Regions from separate parts of the Homo sapiens genome. Here regions 1 and 2 are each linked to region 3. Evidence: chromatin loops called from intact Hi-C (ENCODE). Cell type or tissue: PC-3. All regions are shown on one strand. Links, peaks and the distances in the headings refer to the core of each region. The heading gives the core; the rest is flanking DNA.

Evidence for each region. Peaks named below come from ENCODE experiments on the same cell type or tissue, not always from the same donor. Only the 100,000 strongest peaks of a DNase experiment are listed, where the experiment ranks them.
Region 1: it touches region 3 in a loop (4-fold over the local background); 14 of 110 quality-filtered maps call a loop at or near these places.
Region 2: a loop joins it to region 3, with 1.9 times the contacts of the local background. A loop is called at or near these places in 3 of 110 quality-filtered maps.

What each region holds. Positions count from the first base shown.
Region 1 is chr6:52,974,894-52,981,700 of GRCh38, reverse strand. GSTA4 (glutathione S-transferase alpha 4) reads left to right here. Exons shown (of 7, transcript NM_001512.4): 7 at 3,109-3,748. The coding sequence ends at 3,231. Among named protein-coding and RNA genes, the nearest start is that of GSTA4, 17 kb to the left of the region's middle. RefSeq lists enhancers at 3,749-4,622, 4,950-5,059, 5,170-5,229, 4,623-5,498. In PC-3, for the core only: no CTCF peak of the experiment used is centred there; no DNase peak of the experiment used is centred there.
Region 2 is chr6:52,720,497-52,727,303 of GRCh38, reverse strand. No RefSeq gene overlaps it. Among named protein-coding and RNA genes, the nearest start is that of GSTA2, 40 kb to the left of the region's middle. RefSeq lists silencers at 2,649-2,698, 4,747-4,861. In PC-3, for the core only: a CTCF peak has its summit at 2,689 (motif pointing left); DNase peaks (open chromatin) are centred at 1,323, 1,673 and 2,693; H3K4me3 peaks cover 1,046 bases; H3K27ac peaks cover 2,126 bases.
Region 3 is chr6:52,879,137-52,885,943 of GRCh38, reverse strand. LOC105375091 (a long non-coding RNA gene) reads right to left here and starts at 3,279. Exons shown (of 4, transcript XR_926877.2): 1 at 3,139-3,279. It also overlaps the pseudogene GSTA10P. In PC-3, for the core only: a CTCF peak has its summit at 3,420 (motif pointing left); a DNase peak (open chromatin) is centred at 3,423; H3K4me3 peaks cover 762 bases.

The sequences.
Region 1 (6,807 bases), core at 1,128-6,127, 96 kb before region 3:
AAGTCTAATGTGCAGACTGTAACTCCTGGGCCAAACCTGGCCTGCCACCTGTTTTTATACAGCTTGTGAGTTAAGAATAATTTTTACATTTTTAAATGGTTGAAAAAAATCTGTGGAATAATATTTCATGACACATAAAAATTATATGAAATTCAAATTCTAGTATTCATAAATTTCATTGGTACAAAGCCATGCCCACTCATTTACACAATGTCAAGGTTACTTTTGTTTTTCTACAGCAGAGTTGAGTAGATCTGATAGAGACCATATGGCCTGCAGAACTTAAAATATTTGCTGACTGGTCCTTTATGGAAAAAGCTTGCCAATCCCTGAAACAGCCTGGATACAGACCAAATTGCTATATGTTTGACCAAGTTATCAAAAGCCAAGAGAGATACACTAACTCTCCAAAGAGTAACACACATACTTAAAACAATTTTTTGCCAAGTCTATTAAATATTTTGATATACTAATGAGAGCAATTACCACCAGTTCAATAAGTACACCCAGAAAATGAGAATAAAAATCTTCAACAAGGCAATAAACCACCATATCATTTATGTTATAGTTTATATTTTTTTTTCAATTTTTTTTTCATTTACTTTTGCAGACACAGAGATTGACTTTCCTTAATTTGATTTTATTCATTCAGAACTTAGGATACTTTTCACCTGAAGTATTCTTTTGCACTGTTAAAAAAGTTACTTGTTTAGCAGAGAAGGGAAATTAGAGGAAGGGATCTGCAACTTGTTGAGTGCCAGCTTCATTCCAGTCAGTCTGCTAGGCACTTACATGCATTTGCTCATCTGTCCCGTCAACCCCACCCCAATAACCCTAGGAGATGGGCTTCACTATCTCCATTTTACAGATGAAAATTACCAGCTTGGAAACATTACATTCTGCATAGTTGCAAGACTGTGGATGACTGAGTTGGGAGCCACAGGGGAGTCAGGGATCTAAGTCTGTACTCTTTCCACTAGACTGTGTGGTTTCTGAGAAACACATTTAGAAGTACTAGAAGTACCTTTGGCCCCAAATAGGTGGGATGCTGAACCCAGAAGTAGGTAGAATGCTAAGCTTATTAAAGGTGAAATCTAGGCCGGGCGCAGTGGCTCACACCTGTAATCCCAGCACTTTGGGTGGCTGAAGTGGGTGGATCACTTAAGGTCAGGAGTTCAAGACCAGTCTGGCCAACATGGTGAAACCCCATCTCTACTAAAAATAAAACAATTAGCTGAGCATGGTGGCATGTGCCTGTAATCCCAGCTACTCGGAGGCTGAGGCAGGAGAATCACTTGAACTGGGGAGGTGGAGGTTGCAGTGAGCCGAGATCATGCCACTGCACTGCAGCCTGGGTGACAGAGCAAAACTGTGTCTCAAAAAAAAAAACAAAGTGAAATCTTTCCAGGCATGCATATATATACATGCTTGTGTACACATAGACACACACCTCACAGGCAGTAAAGTACTTTTCATTGAATGGACACAAAAGATTTTAAAAGTCTAGGGTAAATGATAGAGATCAAGGTTTTTTGGTAAACTGTAGCACCAGGACCTATTGGTATTTTACATTGATGATACTATAATAACAACCCTTTTTTAAGCCCCAAGCATTATCTGCGTAAATACAGTTTTAATCTGTGATCAGATTGAGCATCAATATTTTAAAACTTCAGAATCGGACACCAGATCTGTGTTGAATTTAAAGGGTTATTCCTGTGTTGATTAATGGATTTAAAAAGTCACAAAAATTTTACTATACTTTGATAACTATGAACCCCAGATAAATCTTGAAACAATACATCATTTGGAACAAGATTCTAAATTTTGGTATAATATTTAAAATCATACAAGTAGAGCTTAAGTACGTAATGAAAAGAGAAAATTGTCATATTTATATATAATTAATTGGCATCATTATTAGGGTTTTTGTTACTATTAGTGACGTATGTATGTTTGTGTGTGTGCTTAATTAAGGCTGTGCCTTGCACATAATAGGCAATTAATAAATAGTAGCTATTTAAAATGACCTCTTCACTTTTAAATAAATGGTTTTATTTAAATATCTTTAAAAGGTTTTATTAGAATAATTATATATGATGAGCATATGCTTCTTCATATAGTTCAGATTTTTCATTAGATCAAATGGGCTTTTCTTCTCAGTTACTGAGAATTGGTAAGATTTGATTCTGTGAATGAAAAATACAATGTTTTTCTTCCATTCCAGTTTATATAAATATCTGGTATCTGAGCCAGAGGCTATGAAAAAAATGCAACTGGCTATTTCCTGCACATAGCCAGAAAGAGGATTCACTTACTGATAGGAGTAAAAACTCTGAAGAAGCTGAATCTTAAGATATAAATTGTACCATCTAGTGACTTTTTAAAGCACCTTTACTTAAGTGGCTCATGCATTTTCTCCCAGCAGATCAGTGCACTTCAGGTGGCTAGTCCGAGTGGTGTTTACAGCTAATTGATCACAACCAGTTACAGATTTCTTTGTTCCTTCCCCACTCCCACTGCTTCAAATTGACTACTGTTAAAAAACAATACAAAACAATACACTGGAGGTGTTTTCAGTGAGTTTTCCCCTTCCTTTTTTTTCACCTTAAGTGTCATAATTCTATTTTGAGTATGTTTTTACTTTTGCCATTTCTGTAAAGAGTGCTTACCTTTTTGTGAACCTGGAGATTTGTGTAAACTCTGATCTTGATACCGGTGATTGATGACAGAGATTGTAAATAATCATAGAGATCAGATCTTAACCTAGCCTTGTCCAACCCACAGCCCGCGGGCTGCATGTGGCTCAGGACAACTTTGAATGTGGCCTAACATAAATTCATAAACTTTCTTATAACATTATGAGATATTTTGAGGTTTTTTTTTCAGCTCATTAGCTACCTTTAGTGTTAGTGTATTTTATGTGTGGCCCAGTGAAGCCAAAAGATTGGACACCCCTGCTAAACAAATGCTAAATTTCATTTCTGCTTGGAACTCTTCAACAAGTATTTATTGAACAAATTTTGGTGGGCCATTTTGCATAACCATATCTTCGTAGTATCTAATACCTTTTTTGTTAGCCTTAAAGTTTTGGTTTTCCTTTTTCAGGAATACACAGTGAAACTAAGTAATATCCCTACAATTAAGAGATTCCTTGAACCTGGCAGCAAGAAGAAGCCTCCCCCTGATGAAATTTATGTGAGAACCGTCTACAACATCTTTAGGCCATAAAACAACACATCCATGTGTGAGTGACAGTGTGTTCCTAGAGATGGTATTGTCTACAGTCATGTCTTAATGGATCCCAGCTCTGTCATGGTGCTATCTATGTATTAAGTTGGGTCCTAAGTTGGGTCTTTTGTGTCAACGAGATCATCTCTTCTAGAAATATCAACCTTTTTTGTCCAGTAAATAATTGTTAGGGGATCTTTATTGGAAAACTTTTTTGGAGAGGCTGGTATTTAAGTTAGATCTGATTGGGCTACTCATGTCCTGTAGCCAGTTCATCCTCATAATAAGAATGGGCAGGATCTCTTGTTCTCTCCTGAGTGTCTTTCTACTCTCCTGAGCGTCTTTCTGCTCTCCTTATCCTGTTCTCTTATCCTTATCCCCTCCAGTCTCTGCCTAATTTTTAGTGTTTAATAACAACCGAATGTCTAGTAAATGACTCTCCTCTGAGCTGTAATAAATAAAATGGTAGTAATGAATGCAATCAGTATTAGCCAAAATAAAGAATTTATGAGTCATTGCTCATTGTCTTGTTGTGAGAATTTTTTAATTAGTTTTTTTCAAATATAGAATACATTTGCACGGTTCAAAAATCAAAAAAGTATAAAAGGGTCTACAGTCTTGGAAGTCTTTTCAACCCTGCTTCCCCGCAACCGAATCCTGCTTCTCACAGGCAAATGCAGTTACTATTTGTGTACCCTTCCAGTTACATCTGACACATGTATAAGAAAATGCAAATATATATTATTTTTATCTTCTTACTACCCAAAATGGTTATTTGTAGGCTTCTAATTTTTTGCATTTCAGAACTAAAAGTATGGTCTGTTAATATAATGCTGCTGTTAAACTGGTGTTGATTCACGTCTCAAATACTCATCAAGCATCAACTGGGCTCAGGGTCTCCCAGCACTTTAGGAGGCCAAGGTGGGTAGATCACCTGAGGTCAGGAGTTGTAGATCACCTGAGGTCAGGAGTTTGAGACCAGCCTGGCCAAAATGGTGAAACCTCATCTCTACTAAAACTGCAAAAAGTAGCTCGGCGTGGTGGCGCACCCCTGTAATCCCAGCTACTTGGGAGCCTGAGGTGGGAGAATTGCTTGAACCTGGGAGGCGGAGGCTGCAGTGAGCTGAGATCATGCCACTGCACTCCAGCCTGGGCGACAGATTGAGACCTTATCTCAAAAAAAAAAAAAAAATACTAATCAAGCACCTATTACATGCCAGGCAGACTGCCAGGAGGCAGAATCGTAGAGCAAAGCCCCTGCTTTAGAAGAATTCAGCATAGGGTAGGGGGAGACACACATGTAAACAGCAGAAGTAATTTTAAAAAGGAAAGAATTGCCGCTTTTGGAGTATCTACTACTCAGAAATTTTAAAACTAAGGAAAGGCAAGTTTTTGATGAGAGTCTCACTCATTTATCTCGCTACAGAAGGGATTTTTTGCTCAGTGGAAACAAAAGAAGAAAAGACAAGTGGGAGGTGATCATTGTCTGATGCAATCAATACTGTTTTCGTCAGAGGAAAATCAAGCGCAAACATCAAGGCAGTGATTTGCCTTCATATTTACATAATGTGAGCACTCTGTTATCACCCTGATATTTAAAATTCCTGCAAGAGCAAAAGCCTGGTGGCAGGGGCAGCCCCGAGGCAGGCCTGAGGAACAGTGCTGACCTAGGCTGCTGTTCTGAGAAAGAGGCCCAGCCCTGGCCAGGCCCCTGAGTGCAGTAGCCAATAATAAAAAAAGAAAATGGGAAGTGTGTAGTAAAGACTTTCACCCTGCCCCAACAGAGGTGTGGCCTTTGCTTCTGGAAGGCAGTCTCTAAGTCCTTTGAATGCTAGACCTGACAGGAGTGTCTTTGTTTGCCTGGGGGTCTTGGGCCACCCAGCTAGTAACAATGTGATTTAGGGTGAGAGCTTTGAGCCACACCAGCAATGTGATACTGGGTGAGAGCTCTGGTTCACGTGGTATCAGCTCAACTCTGGAGGGAGTGAAAACAGATCACCTGTTGGGCAGTCAGCCAGGCCTACCTGATGGACCCCCCAGTAAAAAACCTAGGCTCCAAGGCTTGGGTAAACTTCTCCAGTTGACAATACACCATGGGTATTGTCCTTCGAATGAATCATGAATCATCCAACCTAAGGGTGGTTCCCCTCAAACTTCCCTCTAAACTCTTCAGGGAAGATAAACATTTTACACACATTTAGAGACTATACATGAGAACAAACAGTTGACTTGACAATCCTCAGGGGTCTGTATTACAGGTGGAGCAGCCCAAATCTGAAATCCGAAATGCTCAGAAATTCAAAATGCTTTAAAATCCGAAACTGAGTGCCGACATGGAGCTCAAAGGAAATCTTCATTGGAGTATTTTGGATTTGGGATTTTTTGGTTTGGGATACTCAGCCAGTAAATATAATGCAAATATTCCAAAGTCCAAAAATGTTCTGAAGTCAGAAACACTTCTGGTCCCAAGCATTTCGGATAAGGGATACTCAACCTGTACTGAGTTTTGTGGGATGGCAGCAAATTTGGGCTAGTTTATATTACTGTGTTGCTATTTTTACTACCCAGTGCCACTGCCTGATACTTTTAATCAAGGGCTGGCTATATAGACCTTAAACCATTTTGCAAGTACTTGCTGCTTGGGTTTTAATTCTCTTAGACACAAGAGGGCCCCTGAATCTGGTTCTTTGAGGAAAAAACCAGGGAGGAAGTTTGGCTTCTGCATTGAATTAAAGGATTAGAGAAATAAAAACAAGAGACCAGGCCCTCTCCAACAAAAAGAGGTTCCCATGTTTCTCGTGTTCATGGTTGCATGACCTTAAATTGTGCAATTCGCTTTCCATATTGGAAACCAGCACCCTCCTACCCTGTTCTGCCTCAGGTGGCATTACCCCAGTTTCATCATTTCCTTTTTTGGTGCAGGCTCCCACCCTTTAGTCTCAAACCTCCAACCACCACCATCACCATTACCCCCCACAATTTTCATGAGTTATGAGACTTTGATAATAGAGTAGGAAGTCAGGGACAGGATCGTTTATCCTCAAAAAATATCAACATGCTGAGCATTCAAGGCTAAACCCAAAGTCAGCATGAGTGAGACAGGGTGCAAGAAAGAGCAGAAGGAAGACAAGAGGTTCACTGAGTAAAAGCCACGACACGTGAACCAACGGGGTTAAAGTGCACAGCCATGCCTAAATGGGGCAGTTGCAGAGGCTTCAGTGTCAGGAACAAAAGAGGAAAAATGGACAGCTTGGGACCCTGGTGTCTAGGACAGAAGTGCCAAGGGACCCAGAATAAAGCCACACTTTCAGAGAGGTTTTGGCAGATTGAGTGCTTGAAGAAACACTTGACTCTGACTCTCCTCCTGTCCTCACCTGGCCGAAGCAGTTCTGCAGGGGCCAACCTCCCTAGGGGATGGAACAGAGCAGAAAGTGAATCCCTCGGGACAGGGGCTGCAACAGACAATAACCAGTAGGGGCTTTTGTATTTGCTGTTGTTCCCTCATGGCTGAATGTGCATTTTATTCCTTTAACCCAAATAACAAGCCTCAGAACATTGCATGGCAGGCTCTTATTC
Region 2 (6,807 bases), core at 592-5,591, 160 kb after region 3:
CTCTACTAAAAATACAAAAATTACCCGGCATGGTGCCGCACACCTCTAGTCTCAGCTATTCTGGAGGCGGAGGCAAGAGAATCGCTTGAGCCAGGAGGTGGAGGTTGCAATGAACCAAGATTGTGCCACTGCACTCCAGCGTGGGTGACAGAGCGAGACTCCATCTCAAAAAAAACCAACCAAACAAACAAAAAGAGTGGCTGAAGAAAGTTTAATGAAATACCTATTGTATTAGTCTGACCTCATGCTGCTACGAAGAAATACCCAAGACTAGGTAATTTATAAAGGAAAGAGGTTTAATTGACTCACAGTTTCACATGGCTGGACAGGCCTCAGGAAACTTACAATCACGGTAGAAGGCACCTCTTTACGGGCAGCAAGGGAGAGAATGAATGCCCAGAGAATGGGGAAGCCCCTTATAAAACCATCAGGTCTTGTGAGAACTAACTCACTATCATAACAGAATGGGGGAAACTGCCCCCATGATCCAATTATCTCCACATGGTCCCTCCCATGACACATGCGGATTATGAGAACTACAAGTCAAGCTGAGAATTCGGTGGGGACACAGCCAAACCATATCACCTATTTACAAACTGGGGAAGGGTTAAACTACTACAACGGATGATGAAGCACTCTGGGGCTCTCCTTTCCCTGGCCTTCATTGAGACAAGAGCAGAAAGCAGTTCAGGGATCTAGGAAAACACTGAGAGTCACAGCTGCAGGAAAAGTCTGCACCAACAGGAGCTGATGGCTTTCATAGAGAGAGATCCACTGTCAACCTAAGTAGCCCTGAAGACACGGTCAGTTTATAAATGACTGGACATTATGACAATAATTTATTACTGATTTGCTATAAAGTGTTATCCATTTTATGCTATATATAGTTTAGCATAGCTAGAAAATAAAGGGAAATTTATTTTTAATTTTGGGTATATATACAGATTTATATATTATATTTACCATACCAGATGTTAAACATTCTGACTATCACTCCTGGGTAGTCTGTGACATAAAAGTATGAAGATTTTTGTTAAGAAGTAATTAACATTTGGTATTTAATACTTACACCATCCGCCATTTTAATAGTGAGTTTATATATATATGTGTGTGTGTGTGTGTATAACTGAAGTGGATATTAATTTCTCTGCACTGGGGGAATTGGGTCAATATTTGAGCCATTAGGTATACTGACTTGCCAGTTTTCTGGGATATTCTTGAAGAACAAATATGTTTTAGCAACATTCTGCCAATTAGAGCTGCTTAGATGAGGCAGCTGTGAGTCAGCACAAATTTAATCTGTGTTGACTTTGCTCTGCCTTGCCTCCTACCTTTCTCCAATCTTTACTCACCTTCCCTCTGCACACAGCAGCTGTTTCAATATATTTGTCCTTTGAAACTTTGAATACAGTTGCAACATTCTAAGTCAACAGGGCAGCTAAGTATACCTAGCAGAAAAATTAGACTTTAACCTCAGAAATTGACAAAATCTTCTCAAGGATTATGGTTCCAATAAATACTGTTTAAAGTATTTTATTCATAGTTCTATTCAATAAAAGTTTATAGAGCACCTACTTTGTTCCCTGAATTGTTTTAGGCACAGAGAATGCCAGGAAAGACTAAGTCCTGAATGACAGGAACCAGAAGATCCAGTGAGCGAGGGTCTTAGTCAGAGGGAACAATGAGACAGGGTGTTGGTCAGGAACAAGTTGGGTGTGTTTTAGGTACACTAGTGTTGTGGGAGCAAGGCGAGGAAGTATTGAAAGATGAGGCCAGCATGGGTGTATTAGTTATCAATTGTTATATACCAACTCACCCCGAAGTTTAGGGACTTAAAGCAATAAATATTTATTATCTCACACAATTTCTGAAGGTCAGGAATCTGGGAGCAGCTTAGCCGGGTGGTTCTGAATCAGCATTTCTCAGGACGCTGCAATCAAGTCACTAACAGGCTGTGTCAGCTGAGGGCTTGACTGGGATCTGTTTCCATGATGGCTCACTCACATGGCTGTTGGCAGAGGCCTCAGTTCCTCTCTGAAAGTTGGCAATACATCTCACTTCTTTGGCATGCCTGCTTCTGTGTAGGACTGCTTGAGTGTCCTCAGGACATGGCAGCTAACTTCCCCTGGAGTATGTAAGCAAGAGGGAAACTACAATGTCTTTTATGACCTAGTATTGGAAGTTACACCTCTGATGATAGAGAAGGGCTGAGGACATCGCCTCGGGGGAGATAGCAGTTGGAGAAGAGAAGGCTGGGTGGAGCCAGCGAAGGCGTCTGAAGAGGAGGGGTCAGTGAAGTAGAAGGAAGTCCAAGAAAGTGTGGCATCATGAGGCCAACAGTCCGGCAAGAGGATGGAAGAGTGGACATTGAATTTGGTACCACGGAGGCTACTGCTGACCCGAGGAGAGAAGATGGGGACACAAGCCTGACTGGAGTGGGTTGAGGAGAAAATGGGACGTGAGGTAGAGGAGACAGCAGCTACCGGCAGCCGTTTTGAGAAATTTTGCTCCGAAAAAGGGCATATGGTTGGGACAGTAGACTTTCTCAGTGATCTAAAAGAGGAAGGGAAGGTTGAGTAGGCTGAGCTCAGTTTCATTTGCAATTGTGGAAAGTCACCTAAGAGTGGCTGAGTCTGTGCACTGAACTCTTTACAGCCACCAGGGAGGTCCCTTGGCTCTGGGCAGTGCGCCATCTGGTGCTCAGTCATGGAGTCAGCGTTAGACTGACACAGTAGGTTGGGCAATCCCTTTGCTGGAACAGAGACTTTTTTTCTCATAAATTTTAAATCCAAGTTGGAGTAAATTGCCAAAAGAACAACTAAAAAATGCTGACTGAAAGGCAGAGGTGCAAAGTTCTCCTCACTTCCTTTTAACCCCTTCCAATTTATTCCATTTTGTCTTTCTTATTCCCTCATCCTCTTCACCTTAATCCATGAGTCTCTCTGTATTTCCTTTTCCACTGTCCATTTCTATGACGCAGAATCTAACGATGCAGCTACAAGCCAAGAAACACCAAAGATTGCTGGCAGCCACCAGAAACCAAGAGAGAGGCTGGGAACAGATTCTCCCTTAGAGCTTCCAGAAAGAACCAGCTTTGCTGACCTCTGGATTCTGGACTTCTAGCCTCTAGACATGTGCAAGAATAATTTCTGCTGTCTAAGCCACCTAGTTTGTGGTAATTTGTTAGAGTGGCCACAGGAAAAGAATTCAACTACTTTGCAATAAAAAAAGGAATGAATACATAAAAAAGCACAGATGAATTTTGAAATAATTGTGCTGTGTGAAAGACACCAAACAAACAAAATACCTGCTGTATGCTTCTAATTATATAAACTTCTAGAAAATGCAAACTAACTCATTGTGACAAAAAGCAGATGAGTGGTATGGGGCCAGGCAGAAGAAAGGGATTTCCAAAGGGCATGAGGATGTGAATAAGTTCAGTATCATGATTATGATGATAGTCTCATAGGTGTATATGTGTGTTAAAACTTATCCAATTGAGGCTGGGTGTGGTGGCTCACTCCTGTAATCCTAGCACTTTGGGAAGCCAAAGCAGACGGATCACTTGAGGCCAGGAGTTCAAGACCAGCCTGGCCAACATGGTAAAACCCCATTTCTACTAAAAATACAAAAATTAGCTGGGTGTGGTGGCACACTCCTGTAGTCCCAGCTACTTGGGAGGCTGAGGCATGAGAATCACTTGGACTCAGGAGGTGGAGGTTGTAGTGAGCTGAGGTCACACCACTGCATTCCAGCCTGGAGGCAACAGAGCGAGTCTCGTCTCAAAAACAAAAACAAAACTGAAAAACTTATCCAGTTGTACACTTAACTCTGTACACTTTGTTTTTTTTTTGAGACAGTGTCTCGCTCTTGTCGCCCAGACTGGAGTGCAGTGGCCTGATCTCAGCTCACTGCAACCTCCTTCTCCCAGGTTCAAGTGATTCTCCTGCCTCAGCCTCCCAAGTAGCTGGGATTACAGGCGCCCACCACCACGCCCAGCTAATTTTTTGTATTTTTAGTAGAGATGGGGTTTTGCCATGTTGGCCAGGCTGGTCTCAATATTTCATATATATATAATATATTGCATATAATACATTATATAAAATACACATATATTTTAAAGTATCAATTATATCCCCTAATACAGTAATAAAACCAATAGATGCAAATAAACAATCACAAATCTATTATGTACATAAGCAAGCTGTACAATCCTTCTGCTCTCCAGCTGGTCTCTTCAGCTGCCTCTGTCCTTTGGAAGGCTTCCTTCTGCTTAGAAACAGGCCCAGGCCTCCACTGTCCTAACCTTCTTAGCCATGCACCCACACTCCTCAGAAGAAACCAAGAAACACTCCACAACAAATTTTTAAAGTTCTTTATCCTTGGCTAGTTTTCCCTTTTGCTATTTCCTTCTTTCTTTTCACGTCCAAAACTTGAGTAGTCTGCATTCTAGCTCTACTTCCTCTCTCAAAGTCTTGAATTTTAAATTCTTTTTTTTTTTTCCTTTGAGATGGAGTCTCGCTCTGTCGCCCAGGCTGGAGTGCAGTGGCACAATCTCGGCTCACTGCAAGCTCCGCCTCCCAGGTTCTCGCCACTCTCCTGCCTCAGCCTCCCGGGTACCTGGGACTACAGGCGCCCGCTACCACGCCCGGCTAATTTTTTGTATTTTTAGTAGAGACGGGGTTTCACCGTGTTAGCCAGGATGGTCTCGATCTCCTGACCTCGTGATCCTCCAGCCTCAGCCTCCCAAAGTACTGGGATTGTAAGCATGAGCCACCACGCCCGGCCAAATTTTAATTTCTTAATCAATGAACTAATCATCTTAGTTCTATGAGTTTCAAGGTCTTTTCTCAGTCTATCTTTAACTTTTATACTGCAAATACCAGGCCAAGCTCCCTTTCCATCAGCAACTTTCTGCCGCAGTCTCCCACCCTTCACCAAGCACTAGTGCTCAGATTTTCCTGTGGCTCATTTTTTCTTAGTTTCATGATTTATATATCTTCTTTGCCAACATGTTGTCACATGGATCCCACCCAGTCCTGCTTCATGTCAAAAGGCCAGGATTTTCTTGAAATAAATAACAAGTTATTAAGGACAGCCCTCCTGCCTCCATAGCACAGTCCTGTGAAGAAAGCTATGAAAAGATTACCGAGGCTGACATTGGGTAGTGAACACAGTATTTAGCAGGGCAACTTGGATGTGCCTCCAGAATGGCATGACCACTATTCCACTCATTGCACTCCACTCCTTATCTTGAAATGTTCTCCCCACTGCTCTCTGCCAGTCTGTATCAACTTCTTCTCCATCATGACACCTTCACAAATACTGGACATTCCAACAAGGGGTCTTTGTAGATCTGTGTTTCTTTCCATGCTGCTCCCACGTCCTCAAGTGATAGTTTTGTCATTCTAATATTGGGGAAGATATGGAAGAGGATGGCAGTAGTGGTGGAGAAGCAGCTCTCACACAGTAGGAAGGTGGCTATTACGTATTGTAGGTGAAAGCCAGGACTCATGCATCTGAGATGAGGATGCACTGAAGCTGGTTAAAATTCTGTTATTATACATCCTCAGCCTATTGTTCTACCTCAAGACCCATGCATGCTTTCTTCTAAGGTTGCCCTCAATACTGGTTGTTCTGGTATTGTAAGGAAACAAAGAAGGAAGAATCAAGCATCAAAACTCAACACCTCTAGTTCTCCCCTTTAGTTTACAGATGAAAGCACTGGGGTTCAGAGAGGTTGAGATTTATCTAAGGACACAAAGCTGATCAATGGTAGAATCAGCCTAGAACCCAGGTCTTCAGAATCACTAGCAAGAGCCTTTTCCATTTATCCATTGATTCAGCAAATAATTTTTTTAGTTCTAATCTATAAAATGTTGCACTAGGACAGAGATACAGTGCTGAACAAGATGGGACAAAGGCCTTTGACCTCAAGGAATTCACATTGTAGTGGGAGGAGACAGACTACAAACAAAAAAGAAAGAGTGATAAATATCTCAATAATTATAGCCTATGATTGGGATGTGAAGAAAATTAAGCAGGGACTATGTATTAGACTGTTCTCAGGCTGCTAATTAAAAGACACACCCAAGCCTGGATAATTTATAGAGGAAAAAGGTTTAATAGACTCACAGTTCCACATGCCTGGGAAGGCCTCACAATCAGGGAGGAAGGCTAAAGGCATGTCTTACGCTGCAGCAGTCAAGAGAGAATGGGAACCAAGTGAAAGGGGTTTCCCTTTATAAAACCATCAGATTTCGTGAGACGTATTCACTACCACGAGAACAGTATGAGAAAAATGCTCCCGTGATTCAGTTATCTCCCAGCGGGTCCTTCCCACAACATGTGGGAATTATGGGAGCTACAATTTAAGATTTGGGTGGGGACAGAGCTAAACCATATCAGACTATAATAGAGAGTAGTTGGGGAGAGCTTTACTTTAGATGGATGGTGAGGGAAACATAAAAATTGAGAGAAAACTAAGTATGCAAAGAGATGGAAGGGAGGTTTTGGGGCAAAGGAACCAGCATTTTCACAGGTTTGAAGAGAGAAAGTACTCAGTGTCTCTGTGTACCCCAAGCCCCTGGAGCTTGGCTGAAGAGTAGAGGGCAGAGGTGTGGCTTGAGGAGGGGGGTGGGAGGTGGTAGATGACTCACTGCTGTAAGTCCCGTCAAGGAGTATGGATTTTATTCTAGGTGAAATGGGAATCCAAAGGCTGGCCCTCTTCCATGCAGATTTTGCCCAGAAGACACAGTATTTTGGGAGGTATGGTTCCACACTACAGCTATTTGAAAGCATAACTGA
Region 3 (6,807 bases), core at 1,065-6,064:
TCCCAGCACTTTGGGAGGCCGAGGCGGGCGGATCAGTAGGTCATGAGATCGAGACCATCCTGGCTAACATGGTGAAACCCCATCTCTACTAAAAATACAAAAAATTAGCTGGGCGTGGTGGCGGGTGCCTATAGTCCCAGCTACTTGGGAGGGTGAGGCAGGAGAATGGCTTGAACCCAGGAGGCAGAGCTTGCTGTGAGCTGAGATTGTGCTACCACAGCCTGGGTGACAGGGCGAGACTCCATCTCAAAAAAATAAATAAAAATAAAATAATAATAATAATAGTCATTTCATGGGACTTTGGAGGATTAAAGATATAACATATTAAAAGGGACTAGCATTGGGGAAGTGTCACCAGGATGTTTTTAATAAATATTGGTTCTTGAATTCTTCCTCTTCCCACTACCTTCCATATGTGCATTATTACCACAAACTCTCACTTCTTAACATGGCGAGAATGGTTACATTTAACCAATGGGCACGTGAGACTGGTTTGCTAGAATCTGAGGGTGGCCACCGATGGATAACAATTTGGGCCAAGAAAACATTCCAGGAACTCCTCCAACCCAGTCATGAAGAAGGCAGATTCTTCTTCAGTATTGTTGGTGGTTTTCAACAATACATCCTAATGAACATTTTTGATTCTATGGCTTCAATTATTTGTTCATTCATTCATTCTTTCATTCATGCTTAGAGAAAACTCCAGGAGTCTGCTATCATGGTGGGAAACCCAAGCTCTACTACCACAATGGACAGGGCAGAATGGAGTCCATCCAGTCGCTCCTAGCTGCATCTGGAGTACGGGTAGGTCCTGAGAGGTCATCTTAAGTTGGATCTAAAATTGACCTTACCAGATACTTTTCCCTCAGAAACTATGAGATGTTTCTTACTAAATGACTTGTCAAGTGTTGTACCTTAAAGAAAATTGGCAGTTATTAAGAAAGAGATGATGAATTTGATCTAATAAATTGTTAAAATATCTTCTCATCTAAGGGCATAAACATTAAGGTACATTTAAGAAACAAACTAATCAGAATGTGTGGACTTTAACTGAACTTGGATTTAAACAAACTCTAAAAAATAATTTATGGCATTTGTATAACAGTTAGAAGCATACATATTGATTGAATATTTGATGTCATGAAAAAATTATTGTTAATGTTTCATGTGTGATAATGTACTATGGCTATATTTAAAATCGTTCTTCTGTTTTAGGGAAACACATTGAGGTATCTAAGAATAAAATATATGATATCTGGGATTTCCTCACATTATTACAAGAAGAAAGTGGGTGGGCATGTAGATGAAAACACATTGGCTTTAGCTGGTATAAACCAAATATAAAATTCTAAGCCTCTTACCCAGCCCCGACCATCTGAATGGACCCTCTTCTCAGCAAGGGCATTACTAAGCTAACCTGAAAAACCAATTTAGGCCATGATGGGAAGTGGGAAGTTGGACATGCCCTCCTCTCTTTTGGAATTACTGATAGAACAGACTCTAAGTCTGATAAGAAACATTACTTTCAATGGCAAAAACCACAATTACTTTTGTACCAACCTAATACAATTTATTTTCTCTGAAGCCTGCTACCTGGATGCTTCATCTGCATGATAAAACTTTGGTCTCCACACCCCCTTATTACCCTAACCCAGATATTCCTTTCTATTGATCCCAGGTGAAGGGGTGGCCTGCTCCTCCACACCTGTGGGTATTTCTAGTCGGGTGGGACGAGAGACTGAGAAAAGAAATAAGACACAGAGACAAAGTATAGAGAAACGACAGTGGGCCCAGGGGACCGGCACTCAGCACACCAAGGACCTGCACCGGCACCGGCCTCTGAGTTCCCTCAGTTTTTATTGATTATTATTTTCATTATTTCAGCAAAAAAGGAATGTAGCAGGAGAGCAGGGTGATAATAAGGAGAAGGTCAGCAAAAAACATGTGAGCAAAAGAATCTATGTCATAATTAAGTTCAAGGGAAGGTACTATGACTGGACGTGCACGTAAGCCAGATTTATGTTTCTCTCCACCCAAACATCTCAGTGGAGTAAAGAATAACAAAGCAGCATTACTGCAAACATGTCTTGCCTCCCACCATAGGGCGGTTTTTCTCCTATCTCAGAATTGAACAAATGTACAATCGGGTTTTATACGGAGACATTCAGTTCCCAGGGGCAGGCAGGAGACAGTGGCCTTCCTCTATCTCAACTGCAAGAGGCTTTCCTCTTTTACTGATCCACCTCAGCACAGACCCTTTACGGGTGTCGGGCTGGGGGACGGTCAGGTCTTTCTCATCCCACGAGGCCATATTTCAGACTATCACGTGGGGAGAAACCTTGGACAATACCCCGCTTTCAAGGGCAGAGGTCCCTGCGGCTTTCCACAGTACATTGTGCCTCTGGTTTATTGAGACTAGAGAATGGCGATGACTTTTACCAACTATACTGCTTGTAAACATTTTGTTAACAAGGCACATCCTGCACAGCCCTGGATCCCTTAAACCTTGATTTCATACAACACATGTTTTTGTGAGCTCCAGGTTGGGTCAAAGTGTCTGGGGCAAAGCTACAAATTAACAACATCTCAGCAAGCAATTGTTTAAAGTACAGGTCTTTTTCAAAATGGAGTCTCTTATGTCTTCCCTTTCTACATAGACACAGTAACAGTCTGATCTCTCTTTCTTTTCCCTGCACCCAGGTCTTTAGATCATAACTCTTTCAATCAACTGCCAATTGGAAAATTTTATAATCTACACAAAATCTGGAAGTCCACACTTCCAGTTGTCCTGCCTTTCTGGACTGAACAAATGTACATCTCTATATATTTGATTGATGTCTCATGTCTCCCTAAAATTAAACTATATCCCAACCACCTTAAGCACACGTTCCCAGAATCTCCTGAGGGCTGTATCACAGGCCATTGGTCACTCACATTTGGCTCAGAATAAATCTCTTCAAATATTTTACAGCGTTTCACTCTTTTCCCTAATATTGGTAATTATTGATTCTATATGAGGAATACAAGAAAGGTCATTATACTTTTGTGTTATTTTTATACATGTTAGAAATTTATACAATAAGAGGATAAAAAGGCATAATATTAGAAAGTGAATGTAAAGTGGAACTGCGTACTCACCTGTTAAAGACTCAGTATACTAATTCAATGATTATTTTGTTGTGCACCTACTAAGTGCCAGATTCTGTGTGAGGTTCTGGAGGTAGACAGTGAACAAGACAGACTCAGTCTCTGCCCTCGGGTAGCCTACATATCTATAAGAATGGAGACAAGTAAACAGGTGATTAAAATAAGGAGCTTCCAGGAGAACACCCAAGCATTCCCCAGTGTTACCATATCATCCACCCAGTGTCTGAGGAGGAAATGCAGGGAGGTGTCTGTGGGACTCCGTTGAGTGCTGCCCTCTAGAGGTGTCACTGAGAAAAACACGTTCTAGTCCAGACCACAGTCCCTCAGTAACTGCCTGAGAGGGTTTTCTTCCGGAGTGAGTCTTCGACAACTCAGGAGATCTTGTCCCTTGGATGGTAGCAGAAAAAGAGGGTTTCAGGTGAGGTGGCGTCCTGTGAGGGGAACTTCCAGTGAGCCCCTTCAGCCTCACAGCGCCGTGTGGAACTGAGCCTTGGGACGGCACTTTCTCCATTGCTTCACGAAGGCTCGGGACCTTAGCCTCACCCTTTCTCAATCCTACGAATAAGCACACAAGAAATCCACACACCGTCATTCCAGGTTTTGTTTGTTTGTTTGTTTGTTTTGGTACAAATGAATACCCCGTTTCACTGTCACCCAGACGTCAGCTCTGCAGCTCAGGGATGTGTTCAGAGCCCGGGTAGGAAGAGTTCAGCAGGAGGGAGGGAGGGGCAAGGCTGGGAGGAACCCAGGCTCCCTGGCCTCCATCCAGCCTGACTGAAGGCGGGGGCAGGGCTGACTGCAGACCTTGCTCAGGCTTCTGGGGTCTCAGTGCCCTAAGGCTGATGATCACAACCAAGTCCTCAGCCTCACAAGCACATCCCACTTGCCAGTCCCACCACCTCGGTCACCCTCCTGCCAGGACCACACACCGTTCCTTAGGTTTGTCCTGAACCGGACACAGTATTAATTTCTGGCACACCCTTCCTGCCCCCGCCTCCCCCACCCCCCAACCATGATCTCTAGATCCTGGTCCTGTGTGATCATAGATCCACAACAAACTCTGTTCCATGGAGCAAGCTAGAAACCCCCAAATTCCTGACATTTGACTATAAAGAACTCTATTAAAGTATACTTAGCCACTGCAAACACCGCTACTGTTTATTACTTGATTTATGTGGGTCAGGCCCTGTATGATGCATTTTGAAAACATTAAAACATTCTGTTAAGAAAATGTTCTATGCCCATTTTGCAGATGAGGGAACTAATGCTTAAAGACGTTAAGTGATGATTCCCAGATCACACAGCTATTATGAGGCAGAGCCAAGATTGGAACCAGATCATATTAACAGTGAAATCCTGAAAATCTTTGTAAGAGTCTGCTTTAACTTTTATTTTTATAGATTCTGCCTATTAAGTCAACTGCATCATTATGTAATAACTGATTTTCATATTTATATTAAATACCTGCATCTACTCAGAGTTTCTGATCAGATTTAGACAACCTTGCTGGCTGCCATTCCAACTACTCTCAGGACAAGGTGTAATTTATTTCAAAGTTTAAATTACTGGATATAGGTCAACAAGAGACTATACATTCAGTGATTTTAGATTGATTTAAATTTTTTGAAAAGGATGCTATGAAATAGCAGCCATCTCTCAGAGTCCCAAAACATATATTTAACGAGCATTTATTATATACCTGCTACTTTTCCAAGTGCTTTGCATGACTTTGAAATTTAATTTTCATACCAATCTTTTTTTTTTTTTTTTTTTTTTTTTTTTTTTGTTGAGGCAGAGTCTCACCCTGTCTCCCAGGCTGGAGTGTAGTGGTGCAATCTTGGCTCACCGCAACCTCCACCTCCCAGGTTCAAGCCATTCTCCTGTCTCAGCTTCCTGAGTAGCTGGGATTACAGGCATGCGCCACCACACCTGGCTAATTTTTGTATTTTTAGTAGAGATGGGGTTTCTCCATGTTGGACAGGCTGGTCTTGAACTCCCGACCTTAGAGGATCCGCCTGCCTCGGCCTACCAAAGTGCTGGGATTACAGGCGTGAGCCACTGCGCCCGGCCTTTCATACCAATCTTTAAAAAAAGCTTCATAAGTATATCCATTTCACAGGTTAGGATACTGAGACACAGAGAGATTCAACAATGTGTCCAAAATCAAGAAGCCAGGACTTGAAAATAGTGATATTAAACCCACACAGCCATATCATAAACCACAGATTTTTATTAAAAATAACATTAGTCTGGGGACCCTAATTCCTTCCTCAAATTGAGAATTCTACTCTGTCATGTTCCATTTACTCCAGGAGGGGAAATTATCGTTGCAAGAGTTAAAGCTGTGCAATAGCAGGACCTATCTCATGCACAGTAGGGCTCCTAACAAGTGGGGTGATATAAATTACAGCAGAGGTTCCTCGGTGGAAGAATCTTTTTTGGTCATTAGCCCATTGCATACCCCACACTAGGGACACAAAGCCTGCGGTCTGATCTCACCTGGAGACACATGCTTTCCTATGATACGACAACAACATAACTAGAAGAACTGCTTGATACCTTAACGCCAGTGACATCCCCTCCCAAATCATGACCTAATCATGGACATGGGAGAGATCAGGGTGTGGATGAAGTGAACTAAAAGATTGAGTGCTATGTGCTGTGATCCATGCTTTTCTCTTGATGAATCTAGTCTAAATTTCCAAGTGGCCATGACCAGACCCCTCTGTGTGCACTGCCAAACTCAGAAATCTTATATTCTCCAAATTATGTATCAGACAGTAGCCATTCAAGGTTAAAAGTCTATAATGCTATGGAATGACCTATCAGGAGCCCATTCACTGATTCTGCTTTCGGTTTGAAGAGAAATTTCTAGAATCTGCAGAAGATTTGGAAAAGTTAAGAAATGGTAAGATCGAGTCTCTACGTGTCTCTGAGGAAGGTATCTAGTAGAAGGTACACTTGCAGGTTTTAATACCAGGCCGTGTCTATGTGTGCGAAGGGTGGTAGTTGGGGTGGTGGAGAGGGAAAAAAGTGGTTAAAGTAGAAAGGGTGGGGCTCCTTGAGCAGTTCTGTCAACTCTCTCCAGGCTAAAAGGGCCAGACCTCTTAGAGTATTTGCTAGAGGAGCCATCCCCAGCACCCTGAGAATGGCCTTTCCTTGCTTTCATTCTTTCAACACTGTGAATAAGCTGTGGTTGGTTCGGGATCCCATACAGCCCTCCCCATCCAAGGACACGCGCGGACATTCATCAGAGGGAAGGAGTTGAAATAGGTCCATCTTGAATTCATTTCTCTTATGAATTTGACAAGGTGATATTCTTGCAACTGTAGGCTTAGATAATGAGATAGTGTTGAATTGGTTGGAAGTCCAGGTCAGAGGGTGAGGAGGGACATGAGCCAGGGTAGCAGCAGTAGAGTGAGGAACACAGCACCCACCCTGCACACACTGTCCAGTGGGGGTATTGAAGACTATACAAAGGACCTACATAGAAACTTTTCTCAGAACTGTCTTTAATGTCTTCACACCATGAGATTTACTTTGAGATATTCCCATGTTAATTGGCATGTGGCTAGTGGGCCTGCAGCAGCCTCTCCCAACTTCTTCCTAAAATATCCATGAAGATATATCAACACAAAAAATACAAGGGACCTATTATGT